Regions from separate parts of the Homo sapiens genome. Here region 2 is linked to region 1. The links are chromatin loops, found by intact Hi-C in ENCODE. Cell type or tissue: dorsolateral prefrontal cortex. All regions are shown on one strand. Each heading gives the region's core, and the rest is flanking DNA. Links, peaks and the distances in the headings are about the cores only.

Region 1 (10,736 bases), core at 1,633-9,632:
TACAAAGGTGTCAGTGGTTTTCTCAGAGTCCTCTGAAGTACTTGGGTCAGGCAGCTGAAGTGTCTTAAAAAGAAAATCAAATAAATTTCTAAGTTCAGTGTAAATGTCTGAGGGAATTTAATTAACAGAATTGACTGTTCATGAGGGTTTTTTTCAACTGAGTTGGTCAAACATTAATCAAAAGTCCCTCTGAAAGAGATTGCCAAAAGCTCCCAGATGAATATAAAACAAATAAATAAGATTCATGAATTGAGTTTACTTAAGGAAAACTAATTGTTTTTTTAAATTAACCTCAATAAATTATATATTAAATGTTCAAGCAGCCATGAAGGTGTTTTCTGTGTACAACAGCCTCCTGGAACAACTAAGCCCCTGACGGCCCTGGGTAGCCCCAGGCAGGAGGCTGGAGCCAGGAAGCCGTGGAACTGAGGGCCAAGGAGAAGCCCAGGAGCCAGTGCAGGGCAGCGGGGAGGCCGGGACGGCGACAGGGATCCTGGGGCCACCTCCTCCCCCAGCAGATCTCACCTGCTCAACTGCAGAGGGGCAGGTATGGGAGGCACCCGGCAGAGGGACCCAGCGGGCTTGGAGGGTGTAGCTGTCACTTTCATGCCCCATGGATGACCCAGCGCCTGCCTCTCCCCAGCAAGGAGGGGAGGTCAATGAGGGATCTGTGGCTGGGAAGCCAAGGCATCTGGGCCGTGGGGCTGTCCAGAGGGGGAACCGGAAGAATCCCTGCAGATGAACAGGCCGCCAAGGAGGGCTCGCCTGGGTGTGTGGGGTCCTGTCTGCCTGCACAGGGATGCAGCCAGCCCTTGTGAAACCTCAGAGTTTAATGTACCTTCCAGGAAGGAAGAGGATTGCCCAGGAGGGGCCTGATGGGGCAGATATTAGAAATTAAACTCAGTCCCAGGAAATGCTGTGCGTGATCAATAGGAGGAGGTCAGATCATTGTGACTCCGATAAAGTGAAAGCGGGCCGCATGAGAGGGGCCTGCCCCTGGGGAAGAGCGGACCTGCTCTGAATGAGGCCAATGTCTGCATTGGCGTGGGGGAGCTGCAGGAGCCGAAACCTTCCCAAGGCAGCTCCAGGGTACAGCGTGCAGACAGTGGAGGCCAGAAGCCACCCCAGCCACCTGGTGATGCTGGCTTCCTGGAGGGTTGAACAGAGAGTGCCTGCTCCATCCTCAGCCAGAGCTCCAGCGCTGGCTTCCCCCTAGGTTACCAGCCTCCCTGACCAGGGCTCCCGCTGTGTTTGGGGGACTGGCGGTCCTGGGAAGGGGAAGTCCCAGTAAGGACCCCCCCTGGAACTGTTGCCAGGCAGGCTCCATCCCTCTGCCCAGCCCCTGGTGGATCATGGCTGTTGCCAGGCAGGCTCCGTCCCTCTGCCCCAGCTCCTGGCGGATCATGCCAGGTAGTGACCCCCTCCCCACCTGTCCTGGCTCTATCCTGGGGAGGAGGGTCCCAGAGCCAGGGCAGGCATGGATCCAACCTGTACCAACCTGTACCAAGGCCCCACATCGTGCACGCCCCTGTATTATGTCTTTAATATTCTCAGCGACTGCCCCAAGCACTCAAAACATGTCTTTACAGAGACTGAGAGTGAAGGTGGAGGCGCAGCGTAGCCAGGTGGGAGGGAGGCCCTGGCCTACCATGCGGTACAGGGGCAGAAAATGCCGTCATCAAAACCAGTGTGGTCTTGTTTAGCCCAGACTCCCACTCAACGATGCCTATGAGAAATGGTGCCTAGGACATGACCGCGGGCAGCCTGGGCTCTGGTCTGGCCCCAGCTGTGTGATCTGAGGCAGGTTACTAATGTCTCAAGGCCTCTGTCTTTGTCCTACCATGTGGGGGTGCCAGCACTTGTCCCCCAAGATGGTCTCATGGAGAAACGTACATGTGTGCAGCTCAGCAGCTCTGGGCCCTGGAGAGTGTGACCTAAGCGTCATTGACCCCTTTGAGGATGAGCACAGGTGCTTGACGCTGAGGGGAAGTGACTTCCTCGGTATCGCTCAGCTGCCAAATGCAGAGTTCAAAGAGGACTCAAGTAGATGACACCAGGTGCCCCCAGACCCTAGACATACCTGCCTCTGCCATCGTCAGGGGCTCCCACCTTCATTCAGGGCTTCTAAGTAGGAATCAGAATGCTCCTCACAAGAACAACCCAATAAGAAGGCACCGCTCGCCCACCCAGCGCATTCTCAAAGCACTACGTGACCAGGCTCTGCTATCCTGCTTTCCCTGGCTCCCGGAAAACGTCCTAGGAGATGGAGCCTTCGGAGGTCAGAGAAGCAAATATCAGTGTAGACCCATTCAAAAGACACTCAAGTCCCCTCCTCCATGTTTGGGTGCATGCTTGCATGCTGTGAACCCAAAACACAGAGCCTAGTCTCTTTCCCTGGCATGTCACCTTCCTGTGGCTTCTCACTAATGAACCAACAGCATGAGGCCTTTCCCTTTGACACTGCAAATAGCCCAGGCCTCAGCCTATCAGGAGCACCCAACATCCTCCTGGCCAGAGCGACAGGCTCGGAGTCGGGGAATCACGTAGGACATTTCAATCAAGAGATAATGCTAACCTTTTTTAATTTTATTTATTTATTTATTTATTTATTTATTTATTTATTTACTTATTTATTTTGAGACGAGTCTCGTCTCACTCTGTGGCCCAGGCTGGAGTGCAATGGCATGACCTCGGCTCACTGCAACCTCCGCCTCCCAGGTTCAAGCGATTCTCCTGCCTCAGCCTCCAGAGTAGCTGGGATTATACGCACGTGCCACCACGCCCAGCTAATTTTTGTATCATTAGTAGAGATGGGGTTTCACCAATTGGCCAGACTGGTCTGGAACTCCTGACCTCGTGATCCGCCCGCCTCAGCCTCCCAAAGTGCTGGGATTATAGGCGTGAGCCACCGCGCCCCGCCTAACCCAGCCTTTTAATCCGTAGTTGGGGGAAGACCTGTTCTGTCTTCAGCTGGACATGCACAAATGAGCAATTAGTCCTGATTACTGCTCGCAGCCATTTGGGAGCTAAGAGGGAGCTTTGGGTTAAACTAATACCATGGAACGCAGAGCAAAAGGCAGACAAAATCTGGGCCATTGAGAGCTGCAGGAGCAAGCCACACCTGAGCTCCACCCTGGCCTGGACTTCTCACTTGCAAGGGGTCATAAATTGACTTTATCCTTAAAGACTGTTGGAGTTGACATTTCCATTGCTTGTTGCCCAAAGTTCCCTAACCAATGCTAGCAACAGCTTCAATTCACAGGTGGGGTAAATATGAGGAAACAGGGGCTCAGAGAGATTGGGTGACATGCCCCACATAGGAGGGCTGAGATTCAACCTCCAAACTCTCACAACCGCAAAGCCCATACCCTTAGCCTCCCACAGTCTAACACTAGTTTGTGGGATGCGAACTCTAGCTATTCCCTGGGTTAGGAACCTCCAGGTCATCTGTCACTTTCTTTCCATCAGAACTGAGACAGGAGAATAGGGATTAGGGTGACCAAGGGTTAAGGGATAAGCAAAAGAACAGCAGGTGCAGCCAGTTCTAGGCAAGATTAGGCAGCACACGGGCCACATCCTCACTCCAGCGATAACAAGACAGAAGTTTCCACTTCAGCTTCTGATTGGTCACAGGCCAATCCTTCATAGGGTCTGACTAATTGGAGGCTTCTAAAGGGTGCCTAGGGGTGTCACCAGATTATTTGAGCTTTATAAAAACCCTAAAGAGCATTGTAATGGGGGCTCTTGAGCCACCTGCTCAAGCCTGCTCCCACTCTGTGAAGTGTACTTTAGCTTCAATATACCTGCACTTTATTTACTGTTATTTTGTTGCTTTGTCTTTCGTCGCTTCCTTCTTTTTTGCTTTGTTTATGCATTCTGTTCAATTTTTTGTTCAACACAAAGAGCCTGGATGACACACAGTCAAGACCTTTTATCCAGTAACAGAAGCGCTTTGGTGTCCTGGGTGTCGCAAGTGAGGATCTACAGTCCTTGATGAGGGGAACGATTTCTGCCCACCCAAGACTCAACAGTCCAGTCCCAGGCCACCCCCAGGACCCATGGCTCCCCTCGGTGTCCACACCGTGGTGCTTGCCCCTCTGGTGTCCACTCCACTCCCTGCACGTCTCCCCTGCCTGACCTTGATGCCAGGGCACATGGATCTCTGTCGACTCAGAGGGGCATCCAGGCAGAAGCATGTCCATGCTGTGTCCCTTGTGAGAGCCTGTGGAGTCATGCTGCCCCTTCCCTCTAGTCCTCATCGCTCCTTCCCAGGAGTCCCACTTCGCACAGGCCATCTCCTGCTATAGGGACAAGCCTCGCAGAATCAGCCTGCCTGGGCGATTTTCCCTACACCCTAAAGCTCTTGGGAATCCCCAGGGCTCTCCTTGGCTCCTTCTCCCTTGACAGGCATCTGCTGTGTGTCCACAGCCGGGCATTCACCAGCAAGTTTACAGACCCTCCAGCATCTGCCAGCCAAGGGCCTTTGCTCTGCCCGGGTGAGGTGGGGTGAGCTCCAGGCCAGCACAGACACCAGCAGTAGCAGGGGATGGAGAAAAGATCAAGCCTCATTAGCTGAATGATGACTTCCACTTCAGCCAGTTGCCCAGTCCAGCTATGTTTCTGACCACACTTTGAAATCTGCCAGGAGATGAGGGGCCAGACTCTCGCCCCTTGCCCACCCCCGTGCTGGAGCCCATGGGCTCCTGGGGGCATGCAGGGCCGCAGATGCGTAGTGTCCTTCTCCCGGAAGGCTGCTGGGCCCGGCCTGCCGCGAGCTTCCCGTGAAACCTGGGCAACTTTGGCAGTGCTGGACGCGAAGCCCAGAGCCCACAAGAGGCACTCAGCACCCGACACTGTGCGGAGGAGGCCCACGGGCCCGTCTGAGGGCGCCGCTGCTGCTGTGACTTTGGCAGCAGGATGTGTGCTTCGTCACCTTAGGAGCCTGTGTGCTGGGCCCTCGGTGGGCAACACTGATCCTTACAAGAGCCTGCAACACGGCCCCATTCCACAGATCGCAGAGCCTCAGCACAGGTGAGCAGAGAACTGGGAGGAGCCTGCATCTTGGGACTCCCACTGCACCCCTCCTCCCCAGGAGGGACAGAGACGGGATGCGGGGATTGACTCCCACTGCACCCCTCCTCCCCAGGAGGGACAGAGACAGGGTGCGGGGGGTGACTCCCACCACAGCCCTCCTCCCCAGGAGGGACAGAGACGGGGTGCGGGGATTGACTCCCACTGCAGCCCTCCTCCCCAGGAGGGACAGACACAGGGTGCAGGGGGTGACTCCAACCTCAGCCCTCCTCCCCAGGAGGGACAGAGACACAGTGCGGGGGGTGACTCCCACCACAGCCCTCCTCCCCAAGAGGGACAGAGATGGGATGCGAGGGTTGACTCCCACCACAGCCCTCCTCCCCAAGAGGGACAGAGATGGGATGCGAGGGTTGACTCCCACCACAGCCTTCCTCCCCAGGAGGGACAGAGATGGGGCGTGGGGGGTGAACAGCGGACATTTAATACTCCCTCTCTGGGACAAAGCAGGTGCTCAAACTAAAGAGGGTTGCTAGCCACCTGGTCACAGCTGAGGACAGGCTTGGGGAGCCCCTGTCCAGCCCCTCTTATCTGATGACTTATGGCATGCAAGGCCGTTTTAGATACTCACTTCTGGTTTAGGTGCTTATGTGGCTACCTCAGCAGACTCCGTCACCCTCCACAATAGAGAGAGGTGTCACTGGGCATTGCGGGCGTCCCTTCCACATGCAGAGGTCCTCTTCTGAGCCACAGGGATCTCACCTGGGCCTCCCCAGCACCAGCTCCTAGGGCTGCTGGCTCCCTGCCACCTGTCTTACTCGCCTGTCCATCTGCCCCTGTCCTCCCAGAAACGGGAAGGGAGGGAAAAGATGTCTCCCATTCTTGGGAAATCCAGATGGGAGGGTGGACATCCGTGCTGTGGCCCCCACATAGACTCATTTGTCCTGCACTTCGCAATCACTCAGTCTCTGAAGAAGACCAGCCTCACTTTCTGAGCTATTTACAGGGCCTCCAGGGCACCACCTTTGCACACATGTGCCCCGGAGCCTGCAGGTCTGCAGAACAATTTCAGACACGCAAGAGGCTCAAATCCAGTGAAAGAGAACAAACAAGAGAACCCAGGGATGTGGTTGCTGCGGAAACTCAGGGGACATTCGGTTTCCAGCGTGGACTCCAGCTAATGTCGCCATCTAGTGGCCAGCATGGAGAGATGCAACCTGGGCCAGAGGGCCCATGGAAAGCCCCAGTAATTCTCCAGTTCCATCAGACCCTCCCCCGCCATCAGACCCTCCTCCATCAGAGCCTTCACCTCCATCAGACCCTCCTCCATCAGATTCTCTTCCATCAGACCCTCCACCTCCATCAGATCTTCCACTTTCCAGTGATTCACAGCTTGGGATCCTGGGCCAGGAAGATTGAGATCCCAATAGTGTCTGAACATGAGAACCTCCAGGGACCCAGAACCCCAGGAGCCCAAGGCCCACTGGCCTTGGGGAACCCCTAAGCCCTCTTCCCACATCTCAGAGGTACTCTGAGTTCTAAAGCCTGCAAAGACCCTCCTTCCCATCCCCCACAGAAAGCAGAGGGTGGCATGAACTTTACACCCAATGAGCTTGGTTTGAATTGCAGTTCCTTCACTGGCCAGCTGTTTGGCTTCAGAAAAGTTGCTGTCTCCATTTCCTCAACTGCGCAGTGAGAACAATCATTTGTGGAGGGCTTATAATGAGGCTTGTATAGAATATGTCTATGTCAGTTTCCCCGCTTCCACAGACAGGAGGATTTGAGTTGCCCACTCAGTCTGTTAAGAGATCTTCTGGGAAGTCTCCAAGGCCCTGAAGTCTGGCCTTACAGGTTGTGCACTGCACAACCCTGGGGTGACATCTGCACTGGAGAGCAGTGAACAACTTCTACAGACATCCAAGGGTCACCCAGGGGCCCTCCCTTCCTCCTTCTGTTTCCATACACTTTGGATTTAATCCCTTAAGCCATGCCAGTGGAAACAGTCTAGGATCGGAGGGTTTAAGCTGCAAGCAATATGCATGCTGATAATATTCTTAAACAGCAGTCATGACACAGCAGCATCCCAAAGCCCTTCCAATGAAGTAATGGGAACAGGTGCACAAGTCCATATGCATAGACGTGCATTTTTCTGTTTCTCTCTCTTCCTTCCACCAGAGGCCTCCCTGTATTTACTGCACGTATTATAGTATCCACAGGGGTTTTTCTTCAGATGGATTGTGAATACTTGAGGGCAAAAACTCTGCCTCATTTTTCTTGTCTTCCTCATGTCAGTATATAAACTGGGACTCAATACACATTCCTTGGTTGGATGGATGGATGGATGGATGGATGGGTGGATGGATGGGTGGGTGGATGGATGGATGGATGGATGGATGGTTGAGTGGATGGTCAGTCAGATGGTTGGGTGGATGGGTGGATGGAGGTGGATGGATGGATGGAGGGGTGGATGAGTGGGTGAATGCATGGGTGAGTGGTTGGATGAATGGATCGATAAATGGTTGAGTGGATGAATGGATGGATGGTTGAATAGATGAATGGATGGTTGGATGGATGAACAGACAGATGGATGGGTGAATGGGTGGATGGGTGGGTGGGTGGATGGATGGACAGACGAGCGGATGTGTGAACAGGTGGACAAATGGGTGGTTGGGTCGGTGGGTGAATGGATGGGTAGATGGTTAGATGGTTAGATGGGTGGATGAAGGGACCAGGTCAGGGGCATCTCACAGCACACATGCAATCATCACTCTCAGTACTTACCATGGCTGTCATCATCTGACTTCAGCGTCTCCCTCCCCCACAAGACCGTGTGCTCTGTGAGGGCAGGGCTTGGTCTGTCCCTCTCATCACTTCGCCCAGAGCGCTAAGCTCAGGGCCTGGAGCACTGTGAGTGCTCAGGAAGTGTTTGTCGAAGAATAGACTTGGATGGGGGAGGTAGGATGACAGGAAACCAAGTTTTCATTATTACAGAAAACACAAATGAACAGACGTGGCACATGTATTAAGATTACATGAGGCCAGGCGCAGCGGCTCATGCCTGTAATCCCAGCACTTTGAGAGGCTGAGGCAGGTGAATCACCTGAGGTCAGAAGTTCGAGACCAGCCTGGCCAACATGGTGAAACCCCATCTCTACTAAAAATACAAAAATTAGCCAGGCGTGTTGGCAGGAGCCTGTAATCCCAACTGCTCAGGAGGCTGAGGCAGGAGAATTGCTTGAACACGGGAGGTGGAGGTTGCAGTGAGCCGAGGTCACGCCATTGCACTCCCGCCTGGACAACAAGAGCGAGACTTTGTCTCAAAAAAAAAAAAATTACTTGAAAACTGTAGATGAAGTTTGAAAGACAGGGTTTTTAAATATATGTCAATGACTTTATCTGAAATCCAAAGAGCCACACAGTCATGGGGCTCAACAGCTGGTTTTACTGAATATGTGTCATGCTCTTCCAAGAAAGGCAAGTGAAAGCTCCTCAGCTGACATCAGAACAGCGGGACATGACTTGGGAAGAACCAGAGATGCGTTTCTGGCCTCCCCAGCGTGCCCAACACAGCACCGGCCCTCGTTGGATGCTCAGCGAGCCTGTGATGGACCATCCCAAATGGAGCATCCAGCACAACCAGCCACATTTCAGTGTCTTATGCGATTGATTCTACTTGATCAGAATCTGTGATCCACACATATTACCCACTGTCATTCTTTACTGACTCTGAGAATATCCAGTAAATCAAAATACTCCTTTCCCCAAATGTTCTGTATGAATGACAATTAATTATATTCAACAAAATTAGTATCATGGGTTGAAAACTAAGGCCATGTTATAATTCTAAGTTCACTGAGGAAAAACACTCTACTTTCAGGTGTGAGCTATCTAATACAATTCCAGTTTATTTCAAATGAAGTACAGAGCATTATCTCTTAGGATGATGTAATGGAGAAAATTCTAGACTAAAATACTTAGATTTTAGAACCATTTTCTTGCTAATTCATTCTGTGACCTCAATTAAGTAACTCATCGGCTCCTCTGGTTTCTCATTGTGTAATGGGTAAATCACACCTCCCACTGTGGTCGGATTATATGAAGAAACGGCTGTGAAAATGCTTAGAAAAATGTAAAGAGTGATGTGTACCTACGTTATTTCTGCTTATTGAAAAGGTTGTCACATTAATCGAGTGCCTTTTGAGTCGCTGTCGTGTAAATAAAAGCAATACCTTGGTACACAGGAGAAAAGTCAAACAGCATAAACATCCACTAAAAATAACATTAGCAGTGTATTTCTAAGACTGACCTATTTTCGAAAGAGCATCAAGAGCGCGGTCGGGTCTCTCTGAGAATGTGAAATATTCTATATTTGCCAAAGGGTGACGGACGCCAAGGGAGGGCAAGCCCAGGAGGGTTCTGAGGGCTGGTGTGGAGGGTCACAGGCCTGGGAGGTCTAGGCTGCGGGGGCCGCGCGGGTGGTGGTGTAGCCGCAGCACCCCCAGGACTGCCCCCGTCTTCCGCAGCCCCTTCATCTGCCCCTGGGCTGTGGCTCCTCTAGGACCTACAGGACGGCCTGCCTCTTCGGGACAGACGGTGGCTGCTGTCTTCCTTTCTGGGCTCACCCGGGCTCTGGCAGAGCCCACCCGTCAGAGCAGACCTCCGTTAAGGCTTGAAGAGTTAAGAACCGAGGGATGGGTGGAGGTGCAGAGAGACACTGGGGATCCCGGGGGAGCCCACCAGGGAAGCTCTGAGGTTCTGGAGGCAGCTTGACTCACGGCGACCTGTGTGGAGGAAGAGGTCACCTGGGTCAGCTTGCACGCAGGAAAGGTAAAGTTAATACAGAAAACCCCAGGAGGAGGGGTAGTGGAGGAAACACCAACCCGAGGACATGGCGTCTATGTTTACTGGAGAGGGACAGATCAAGCCCCTAATGAAAAGGCAGCCACTCCCAGAGTGCCCAGTGGAACGGGGACCATGGGGCTGTGCCTGCCCTCAGGTGAGCGATGCTCCTGACACGCCAACTGGTGGGGGTGGCTGGTGAAGATACCTGAGCCAGACGAGCACAGCTGGGGCCCCTGCACCTTTGCACCATCCGTGGAGAACCCACCAGGACTCTGGGAACATCTCTGAGTGGGGCTGCCCAAGGGTCGACCTGGTGGGGGTGGGTGGGTTGGCTGATGGTTTTCAAAGAGCAGATGTCTGCAGGAACTTTAGAACTGGTGAGACAGTTCTCACTTCGAAAGACAGGAGCCCCGGGAGAACAAAGAAAGACAAGAGGCCAGTTTTCCCTCGGATGTTTTAATTTCGAGGAAGGGGACATCCAGCATGACCCAGCACCAATACACCAGATTTCCTTAGAAAGCTAGCGGGATAGTGTTGGCCTCATCGCTGGGATTCGCATCTTAAATATTAAGTAAAAGGCACTGACATTTCCTCGTAACTCTATCTAGGGAGGTGACTGGCCTCTAGCACTGGCCCTGTCTATGCTGTAAGGGTCCTGAGACCCCAGAATACTGCGTATGTTAGTTACCAGGAGTCCTGGCAGGAGAGACGGGAAAGACAAAGCTAACACAAGCATCCCCCTCACATGGGCAGAATCACATCCACAGGCGGGTGGTGTTTTCTCTGAAGTTGCCCAGCAAGGGCAGCATGGAGGTTGCCTTTTGGAAACGTGTGCTGTAGTCTGGGCTTTGCTGGTGACCTGGGAG
Region 2 (10,736 bases), core at 900-8,899, 160 kb before region 1:
GAGCGCTCTGCATGCTGGGGCTGGTCCTGGCCTTGCTGTCCTCCAGCTCTGCTGAGGAGTACGTGGGCCTGTGTGAGTACTGCCCTGACTGCCCCGGTGGCAGGGTGGGCGTGAAGGGAAGGGATCCAGGATAAGGGGGGATTCTGCATTCATTTAATAATGGCCACCTGTCACATATACACTTTTTCCTGCGCTAGCCCTTTGAAGTGGGTCTTTATTGTCCCCATTTCACAGACAAGGAAACCGAGGCTCAGAGAAAGTTAACAACTTATCCAAGGCAGCCCTGCCCAGTCTGTGTTGAAATCAGGGTTTGAGCCTGAGCCCATCCCCTATGACCCCATAGCCATCTTTGCTGGAGATTTCTAAATTACAATATAGGTCTTTATGCATTGTTCCACATTTACAAAGAAAAAGGAAAGATGCAGGAGAAAAACCCTGACTTCAGAACACTGTCAATACCGGCAGGCACAAGGTTCATTTAGCCATTGCATAGCAACCCTGCCATGGGGTGTGGCTGCTCCATTAACCCAAGTTTGAAGGAATGAGGGCATGGCTTTTATCTGGGTGTCTTCTGAGCAGGGTCAAAGGCAGTGGTTCCCGAACTTGCAGCCCATTAGAATCACCTGGAGAGCTTTAAAAATCCTAATGCTTGGGGCACACCAGTTACATCAGGGCATCTCCAGGCAAGATCCAGGCCTCAGCTGTTTTGTTTTGAGATAGCCTTGCTTTGTCACTCACTGCTGGAGTGCAGTGGCACAATCTCAGCTCACTGCAACCTCCGCCTCCTGGGTTCAAGCAATTCTTGTGCCTCGGCTTCAAGTAGCTGGGATTACAGGCATGCACCACCATGCCCAGCTAATTTTTTGGATTTTTAGTAGAGATGGAGTTTCGCTATGTTGGCCAAGCTGGTCTCAAACTCCTGGCCTCAAGTGATCCTCCTGCCTTGGCCTCCCAAAGTGCTGGAATTACAGGTGTAAGCCACCATGCCCAGCCAACGTCAGTCATTTTTAAAGCTCTGCAGCTGATTCCAGTGTGAGCGAAGTTTGGATGCCAGGAGGATAAGCAATTACGGACTGGGAGCAAGAGAAGGGAATGTAAGACACTGCACGTGATTGCCATTTTCCTAAGGAAATACTCAGTTCGTTAATGAAACGCAGTGAACTTCTGCTGCACATACAGACATAGAGGCTTGCCTGAAACATGAAAATATTGGGGACTGAAGGATGTCCCGGGAGGGTGGGACATGCTCAACAATTCAGGAAGGGGAGATGCAGAAAAAAGTGAAAAGCAGGCAGCATGCGTTGCAATGATCTCTATGGCGTGTGCCTCTCCTGTCACGGTTTTCATTTAAAACAAAGGGGCAAGGTTTTGTTGGTCAAACAATGAAGGGTAACTTTGTTTCTGGGTTCAAGGGACCCCAGATTCCCCAGGGGTTCCTGCCAGCTGGAAGGTACCCAGGTCCGTATGTGACTTCCCGAGAAGGTGATAAGAGCGTGCCAAGGAGAAAGACACTTAGGCAAATGGCCAGAGTCCCCGAGCTGAGCATTTAACAGACTGCCTCTCTTTAAATATTCACAGGGAAAGTGCATCTTCCTAAGGGCGAGGGTTTCAGCAGTGGTTGAACTCGGCGGGGTGGGGCGGAGCGGGAGGATGCAAACTTGCAAAGTGAAGCAAACACACTCACCGCAGCCCAGCAAGGGCTCTGGCAGCTGACAGGGCTTTGTCTGGGACAGCTGCAAACCAGTGTGCCGTGCCAGCCAAGGACAGGGTGGACTGCGGCTACCCCCATGTCACCCCCAAGGAGTGCAACAACCGGGGCTGCTGCTTTGACTCCAGGATCCCTGGAGTGCCTTGGTGTTTCAAGCCCCTGCAGGAAGCAGGTAAGGCCCCAGTGGCATCGTGGTCTGGGCCCAGCCCCATAAGGCAGGGGGTCTCAGGGCCTCCCTGTCCTTTCTGGGCTGGAGATGGAGGCACAAGGACCCCAGGAAGCCACACACACACACCTGTTCCAAGGCCTCAGAGCAGAGGCTTCACACTTAGGGCAGCCATGGCCAGGGGCTGTCCTCTTCTGTCCCCTTTATGTAAAACATAAAAGCAATTGTTTCAAAAAGGTGTTCAAAATGATGGCATCGCATAGAGGGAACTGATTTAGTAACTATTCTTGAGAGAAGTGGAAACGCATAGGTGTGGAAAGCCGGGCCGACTTTTGGGCTGTTTTTGCAAATCGGCCCCCCAGAGTCTTGTCATTTGTGGCATCCCCTACACAGACGGCAGGCGGTCCCAGCCCTAGACGTCAGGCCTCGGTGCCACACCCCACCTCCCCCACTCTGCCCCCCACAAGGGTCATCTCCTCTCCCTCTCTCTGCCGTGGTGGAGGGCAGGTGCAGGGCAACCACCCTGGGGGTTCCCTCCCCAGGGGCGGAGAGCCTGCGTGCTGTGCGGGTAACAGATGGCCCTGCACACGGGTTTGCCACCCTGGCTCCACCAGGCTTAGCTGCCCCACATCGTGGGTGGGGCGATTGGCTATAAGCCATCTGCCATGTCCAAGTGCCAGCTCAGCCCCCACGAAGGCCGCACCTGCGTGAGGTACCTTCCTGGAACCAGCATCCAGAGGGGCCTCTCTTGCCCTTTGTCCTAGGGTGAAATGCGGGAGGCTGAGTCCTGCTGGCCCCGGCTCCCTGATCAATGATGGGCCCCTGCCCAGGGCCTCCCTTCACCCTCCCCAGCAAGTCCAGGGTAGGGGTGGGGGTGGGGGTCCAGAGAAGGCCAGGAGAGAGAGGGGTCTGGCTACTGTCCACTGCCGGTCCTGTTCCTTCAGCTCCACTGGAACTACACTCTCCTCTGAGTGCCAGCCATGGCCCTGCCAAGGCCCATCTCGCTTGTTATCTGCCTGATCCCTGGGTCCCACTATCTTGCTTAGCAACCCGAGGTGGGAATCTTGGCTATTCCCCCATGTGGTGGGGACTCAACACTCCCCGGTGACTCTGGGGAGGAGGCAGCACTAGGTGCTGGCCTTGGAGCCTGCCCTGACCTTGGGAAGCTGGGCAGCGTGGGTGGAGAGAGACTGCTCACACAAGCCTTTGCTCTGTTTGCAGAATGCACCTTCTGAGGCACCTCCAGCTGCCCCCGGCCGGGGGATGCGAGGCTCGGAGCACCCTTGCCCGGCTGTGATTGCTGCCAGGCACTGTTCATCTCAGCTTTTCTGTCCCTTTGCTCCCGGCAAGCGCTTCTGCTGAAAGTTCATATCTGGAGCCTGATGTCTTAACGAATAAAGGTCCCATGCTCCACCCGAGGACAGTTCTTCGTGCCTGAGACTTTCTGAGGTTGTGCTTTATTTCTGCTGCGTCGTGGGAGAGGGCGGGAGGGTGTCAGGGGAGAGTCTGCCCAGGCCTCAAGGGCAGGAAAAGACTCCCTAAGGAGCTGCAGTGCATGCAAGGATATTTTGAATCCAGACTGGCACCCACGTCACAGGAAAGCCTAGGAACACTGTAAGTGCCGCTTCCTCGGGAAAGCAGAAAAAATACATTTCAGGTAGAAGTTTTCAAAAATCACAAGTCTTTCTTGGTGAAGACAGCAAGCCAATAAAACTGTCTTCCAAAGTGGTCCTTTATTTCACAACCACTCTCGCTACTGTTCAATACTTGTACTATTCCTGGGTTTTGTTTCTTTGTACAGTAAACATTATGAACAAACAGGCACTTTTTTGTATTTGTTTGCTAATTAAGTTTAAACATCTGTGACACATTGGGTGGCCTTCTTTTCTCTTTTTTTAAAAAAATGGATGCAGCTATAGGAAATGAATGAGCTGGTGGCAGTGGGGATTCCATCTCACGTCCTCATGAAGCCTTATCCACTTCTGGACCTGAGTGTGGTTCTCTCCCCATCGCACTGTCTTGGGACACGGCAGCTCTCCGCTCCCACCAAGACGGTTTTAGATGTACGAAGGCCAGTGAGCGCTGCCTGGCTGGGCCTCCTGTGAGCGCTGCCTGCCTGGGCCTCCTGTGAGCGCTGCCTGCTTGGGCCTCCTGTGAGCGCTGCCTGCCTGGGCCTCCTGTGCTGCTCCCACTGCCGGGGCTCTCTTAGGGCCGGATCCACAATTCCACTGCAGTGCGGTCACAGCGGTGGGGTTCTTGCTCTGAGCTATCTGTTCCCTTTTGAAAAGAGACAACTGCTCCTTTAAAATAGCAGCTTTTGTTTTTGAGCTTGCACTCGGGGCCTGGTCCCTAGAGCTCATAACATCCCTAGAAGGGAGGTAGTATTGCCCTTGTCTTACAGATATGGAAAGAGACTTTCTTGAAGTAGCTTGTCCAAAAGCCCCTACTGAGAGGGGACACTGTCAGGATGTCCTGGTCTCTAAATCTCAAGCCCTGGGTGTCCCATCCAATGCCCCGAAGCATCAGCTGCCAGCCCTGGGAGGGAAACTTCCAGGGCTATCCCGGGCCTCAGAGCACACGCCAAGTGTGGCCTCCCTGCTCTGGAGCTCTGCTACTGAGAGCTGCTCTGGCCGGGACATCCTCCGAGGCGGGGCTCTGCATCCCTCTCCCTCACAGACCATGCCCAGCCTTTGAGGGCTGGAGGGATGGAAAGGTTGGCCCCAGGCCCTGGCCTCAGCCTCAGGCCACCCTGCCACCAGCTGGATGACCAGCTCCGTTTTCCTCCTACCCCACCTGGTGCCCTGTACCCCGGGACAGGGCTCTGCTGCCTCCTTGCCTCATTCATGGGCACCGCCCACCTACATTTCCAAAGAATTTCTTGACTTGCCCCACCCCGCCGTTCCTGGCATTGCCTTCTGCAGTCACTGCAGACACCTCCTGCACTGTGGTCCCCCCGGCCCAGACTTCCCACTGTGCCCTGAGAGGGAGGGCTCCCCCAGAACTTGAGCCAGGTGGGACTCCTCCTTCACCCACCACAGAGCTGCTCCCTGTCTCCAGCCTGAGCCTGTGCCTTCCTCAGACAGGACAATGCTTCGTGCACATTCTAGAAGCTTCACCATTGACTCCTGCTGCCCGTGTGGGCTGGATCGAGGTTGCTTCCATCAAATGAAATAGCATCAGATGGAGAGATCTGCTGGCAACAACCGGCAGGACAGAGACTCCCCATAATCCAGCTGTGCAGGGCAGACCCCAGTGAGGAAAGGAAAGGGGCTGAGGAGGGCTGGGGTCCTGGAATGAGCTGGACTGGACCCCCGTCTTTCTCTGTCTCCCGTGTCCTGCCTCCGACCGTCTCTGCCTCTCCCTCGCTTCGACTTCGGTTGCTATGGGGACCTTGGAAGCTCCCTGCCTTCCTCGCGAGCCCCAGGCATGGTCGGGGGGCTCTCAGAACCCCGGGTAGGGTTTATGCTATGAGAAAGAGCGCAACGCCCCTGACAGCACCCACCTGGGGGCTGTGACATTCTCATAAGAGATCACAGACACCAATGGGGGAGCAGGACCCAAAAGCAGCCCACCCACCCCCCAGCCCGACGGCAGAACGGAAACCTGGTCCAAACCACAAAGCGACCGAACAGCGCCCTCTACTGACTGCTGGAGTCACTGCGGCTCGCCACCAATCACAGCTGTGCCCTGCCCCTTCTAGATACAAATTAAGATACGCAGCCCCAGAATGACCCTGGGCTTCCTGTTGGTGAGGAGGATCTGGGACCCAGGACACATGATCTAAGCCGAGGGTTCCCAGTGGAGGCTGCTGCCACGGGGATGTTCGGGAATCTGTGGGCACGTTTATGAATCGTATGAAAGGGGGCATTGAGTGGACACAGGCCAGACATGGCAGGACCCTGTGGTGTCCCCAGGTGTCCTGAACAGACCACTGCCTCCACCCGATAGACGTCCTGGCGTCCTGTTGGACACACATGGTGGCTGCAAACCTATTCACGGCGATCGAAACCCAGAGACTACTTCTGTGTTACATTTTAACACAGTTGTTTTGGTTGTTGTTTGTTGTTTCAAATGGCTTGAACATACCTGAATTCTCCAGGAGGGTATGTCATGTAAATCAAGAAGACACTGCATTTGTTTGGTTTGCAGCGTTAGCTGAGTCGTTCATTTCAAGCATGTCAGTGCCAGGGCTGCCTGTGTTCCTCGGGTGGCCCATCCAGGGGGATTCAAGCCCCGGACTCCTTCATCCCGTCCTCTGGTGTGGACATGGGGAGCATGGTGCACTGAATAGGAATGTACTGAACATTACTCTCCTTTTATTTCTTATATTTTCATAAGGCCTCGTGCATATTTAATTTCCAGCACTGGGCATCAGTTGACAACAGCTGTCCAGAGCCCAGGTGGCCTCAACGCCACCTGCTGGGCCTTCCCACCTCCTGGTCTGGGCACATCTGAAACCGACATCCATCAGCGGCTCACGGCGAATTCAAATAATGAATTGTGACCCATAGGACCCAGGAACCATTTTTATGTCAAATACCTTCATCACTAACTTGGAAATGGTCCGTGTTTCCAGAGCCTTCCAGAATGAACACTTTGATTGCCAGAAGAAGCCAGAACATGGCTGGGCTCCCTCGCTGCTGGCGTGTGCTGCTGTTGGAAAGGGGAGAGAAACGCTAGGCTTCTCCCCACGCTGCAGCCGTTACACCCCATGATGGTTTTCCGTGCCATGCCCATGCCTTCCCCCTCCTCTTGAGTTGGTGGTGAAGGGTGCGGCTGTGGCACTTCTCATTTTCCACAGTTCCTCTGGAGTCTGCTAGAAAGCTCTACATTGTTCCATAATACATTGGATATTCACTTGTATTCATCACTGTATTCCAAGGATTCATAATTTCCAATGGCGAGAATTTTGGCTTCAAGCTGAGACACCCATGTGGGCTTCCATAAGTAGCAGACGTACTGGGGAGTTCTTGCCTCCGAAATGAGTGGGGGAAGGACTGGGGAGGAAGAGCCTCCCGCAGGCTGATGGGGAGTCCCCAAAGCAGAGTGCCCCTCGAGGGACCCTGTGTCTGGTGGGAATGCCCTGGTTGGGAGCAGCCTCAGGGAAGTGGGCCTGGCGTGGATGTCATGCTGGATGCGGGGCTGTCGGTGACCTGGGTCCCTGCAGCAGGTCGTCTCTGAGGGACAGCTGAGTGGTAGGTGCATCTCCAGTGGCCAAGAAGCCTCCCTGCTCACTAGGTTTTTGCTCTGAGGCCCTGCAGGGCCCTGGGCTGTGACACAGCTGTGGAGGCTGGAAATTCTCCCCTCAGTCCTCCTTCTTGGGGGCTCGAGAGGCACTGTCATGTATTGGAAAGAGTTAGAGAGCCCTGGGGCTTCAAAGTTCCTATCAGCAAAATGGGACAATTATAATGGCTGTATCAGAGGGTTGCCGACAGCTGCAGAAGCAAGGTGCAGGCTGAGAAAGCTCATTCCCCTGTGAGGTCAGAGCCGCATCCCCTTGGTCGGCCATAGTTTTCTACTGCATTTAGAGTTCATGCTCCCTTTCTTCCTTAGGTTTTATTTTGTTTTCAAAACTGAAGTGTGTTTTATGCTAAGTGAAAGAAGCCGATCACAAAAAGCCATGTGTTGTGTGATTCCATTTATATGAAATGTGCAGAATAGGGAAACCCACAGAGACAGACAGTGTTTCAGTGGTTGCTGGGTAGGGGGAGGGATGGGGAGTGGCTGTTCATGGGGAAGGGGTTTCCTTTTGGGGTGATGGAAATGTTCTGGAGTGGCATATGATACTGGCTGCACAATTCTGTGCAATATTAGATACTAAAAACCACCAAATCGTACACTTTACTAAAACAATACTAAAACCCCCTGAGACGAACACTTTAAAAAAGTGAATTCTATGGCATGGGAATAATATCTTCATTAAGCACACATCTGTACATGTGCTGATACCTCTGTTGATTTGCCCATTTAGACAAAGCCTTTTTGCCCTGAGAACTGAGAGTTTATTTCCAAGGGCATACCGAGCACCAAGGTGTGGCTGGCACATCTGATCTTCAATGCCATGGGTCCTGCCAGGTGGCTGCCAGACGGCCTTGTTCCCTTCCAGGTGGCTCCCAGGCTCAAGGGTTCTCTCTGCCATTCCAAGACCACACTCAGGCACAGGAATCATTTGCTGCTTCTCGCTGTGCAGCTGTCTTTGTCCCTGTTGGCCTGAACACTGCAGCCTTTCCCTCTTGGGTTTTGTGGGGTGCAACCGACTCCCTCTGCTCCCCCATCCCACTGACCTGTCTCCCTGGCCTCTGTCCTCCACAGGGGCAGGCGGGCAGGCCTCCTGGAGGAAGCATCCAACACCACATCCATTCATTCACTGCTCTGAGCCTCCCATCCTAGGCCCAGCCCTCACCAACCAGAGGAATTGTCTCAGTCCTGCAGTGTGGCGAGATCCCATTTCCCTCTGACACCTGCTCTCAACATGGCAACCTGGCTATTTACAGATGGGGACATTAGGAAAAATGAGGTCCCAGAGCTCCCAGCGTCACAGAGATTATAGGTTGCCCAGCTGTGGTCCCTGCTGTGACCACCCGGCCCCCTGGTTGTGGCTTCGTTAGTATCTGCAGAGCAGAGCAGCAGGAAGCACAGACCAACAGCTGCTTGCACCGGGGAAAGGGCAGAGAAGGGAAATAAAACAGCGGGGCGGGCCTGAGGGGATCTGTTGGTTCTTCAGGAAGAGTGCCCTGCCACAGGTTTACCTGCGTCTGGCTTCACCATCTCTCTGTAGAACGAGGTTGTTAACAAGTGGTACCTACTGCGATGCCAGCCACAGTGGTGGTGTGGGGAAGATCAGCCCCCTCGTGCAGGGGTGCAGCCAATTTGGCTGGCAACAGCACTGTGGACTCCTTGCCCAAGAGGCTGCAGCCTTGGGAGGGTTCATGGCACCCCACGCACCTTACGTCCCCAAGAGTCACCTCTTTTGGGTATAACCTGGAGGCCCCAGGGCTGGAGGCAGAATGTCCGTGCTGAGTGGGACGACCTGGGCACCGTGAGAGTGGGGGGTGCTCCGTGGGATTGCAGGCCCCACCGTTTTTACATTTTGGATATCCTTCTGCTTGGGGTTCCAGAAAGGCTTCTACAGCTTGAATGGTGGGTTGTAAGGATATAAGTAGAAGGATGTTTTCCAAATTTTCAGATTTATGAAGGCATGGCCTTTTGCAGAAACAATCTCAGGGTCCGTTGGAGGACTGTGGCTGCATGGACTCTGGAGCGCTCTGATAAAGATGTGCCAGACGCTGCGTGGATTCTGGAGCGCTCCCGGTGTGGGGTACTGCTCGCTGCATGGATTCTAGAACGCTATGACGAGGAGATGCCACGTGCTGCGTGGATTCTGGAGCACTCCGGGTGTGGGGTGCTGCTGGCTTCATGGATTCTGGAGCGCTCCGGGTGTGGGGTGCTGCTCGCTGCACGGGTTCTAGAGCGCTCCGATTAAGGGGTGCTGCGCACTTCATGGATTCTGGAGCACTCTGACGAGGGGGTGCCGCGTGCTTCATGGATTCTGGAGCGCTCTGGATGTGGGGTGCTGCGCTCTGCATGGATTCTGGAGTGCTCCGAAGACGGGGTGCCGCGCGGCTGCATGGATGCTGGAGTGCTGCGACAAGGGGATGCCGCGCGGCCGATAAGCAGGAGTGGGGAACAGTGCGCGTCTGGTCTGTGGCGCCTGCAGCGATTCCGAGCCAGGGAAAGAGAGCTGCATGGAGTGTGGGCGGTGCCCAGCCTTTTCCCAGCAGTGGAGGGGATGGGTCATCAAATTGCTATTGGGCGCGGTGGCTCACGCCTGTAATCCCTGCACTTTGAGAGGCTGAGGTGGGCGGATCAAGAGGTCAGGAGTTCGAGACCAGCCTGGCCAATATAATGAAACCCTGTCTCTACTAAAAATACAAAAGTTAGCTGAGAATGGTGGCACGCGCCTGTAGTCCCAGCTACTCAGGCAGCTGAGGCAGAAGAATCTCTTGAACCCGGGAGGCGGAGGTTGTGGTGAGCCGAGATAACGTCATTGCACTCCAGCCTGGGCAACAGAGCGAGACCCCGTCTCAAAAACAAACAAAACAAAACAAAACAAAACAAAACAAAAACTGTTATCTGGTTGTCAACTCGAGTGACCTCATGGGGTGGGTGGGGGCGAGGTTATTGTGCTTGGCGGATGGTTTGGGGCATGGGATGGCATCTAGGGATGGAGAAACCAGGGCAGGAAGGAGGGGAGTGTGGGGGAGCGTGAGTACAGAGGCAGCTGTTGTCTTCAGTGGATCACCGTGCAAGTGGGAGGGCCGAGTCTGCATGCCAGGTCACCAGGCAGCGGCTTTTTGCACTGTCTCGTTCCTACCCACACATGCACACCTTCCTCCTCGCCTACAAGTAGGGCCCAGTAGGGCCATGTCCCAGGTGATGATCCCAGATGACATCTGGACCCAGGCCCCAGTGCTGACTCACAAGGGGTCTTGACAGCACAAGGACCTCCAGGCCGATCCCTGGAGATGTTGGCACATCATCTCACCCCTCAGCCAAGTGTCTGGGAGGAGAAGTTTCCACTGGTCATGAGGGTCAGACCTGCCACACCACTTCCTGCACAACGTGGATTCTCCTCCTGTGTGGTCTCAAATCCTAAATGCCTCTCCCGGAGGAAGGGAGAGCCATGGAGTGGCCAGGAGCCCTGCCTGGATGGCCAGGGTCTCACTTCTGCGTGCACCACCGACCAGCTCTGTGGCTTTGGCAAGTTGTGTAATATCCCTGAGCCTCGGTGTTTTTAACCTGAAAAATGGGGCCAGTTGCGGCTCTCCAGCTCTGATGACGACGGTTTGATGAGATTGCGCA

Evidence for each region. Peaks named below come from ENCODE experiments on the same cell type or tissue, not always from the same donor. Only the 100,000 strongest peaks of a DNase experiment are listed, where the experiment ranks them.
Region 2: it touches region 1 in a loop (2.6-fold over the local background); 13 of 110 quality-filtered maps call a loop at or near these places.

What each region holds. Positions count from the first base shown.
Region 1 is chr21:42,141,169-42,151,904 of GRCh38, reverse strand. It overlaps UMODL1 (uromodulin like 1), which reads right to left. Exons shown (of 23, transcript NM_001004416.3): 23 at 8,909-9,809. Among named protein-coding and RNA genes, the nearest start is that of UMODL1-AS1, 38 kb to the right of the region's middle. In dorsolateral prefrontal cortex, for the core only: CTCF peaks have their summits at 6,001 and 6,218 (motif pointing left); a DNase peak (open chromatin) is centred at 6,174; H3K4me3 peaks cover 232 bases; H3K27ac peaks cover 371 bases.
Region 2 is chr21:42,304,629-42,315,364 of GRCh38, reverse strand. It overlaps TFF3 (trefoil factor 3), which reads left to right. Exons shown (of 3, transcript NM_003226.4): 1 at 1-72; 2 at 1,734-1,880; 3 at 3,096-3,698. The coding sequence ends at 3,109. Among named protein-coding and RNA genes, the nearest start is that of TFF3, 5.4 kb to the left of the region's middle. RefSeq lists enhancers at 2,289-3,285, 8,209-8,708. In dorsolateral prefrontal cortex, for the core only: CTCF peaks have their summits at 5,317 and 5,518 (motif pointing left); DNase peaks (open chromatin) are centred at 4,707 and 5,534; H3K4me3 peaks cover 724 bases.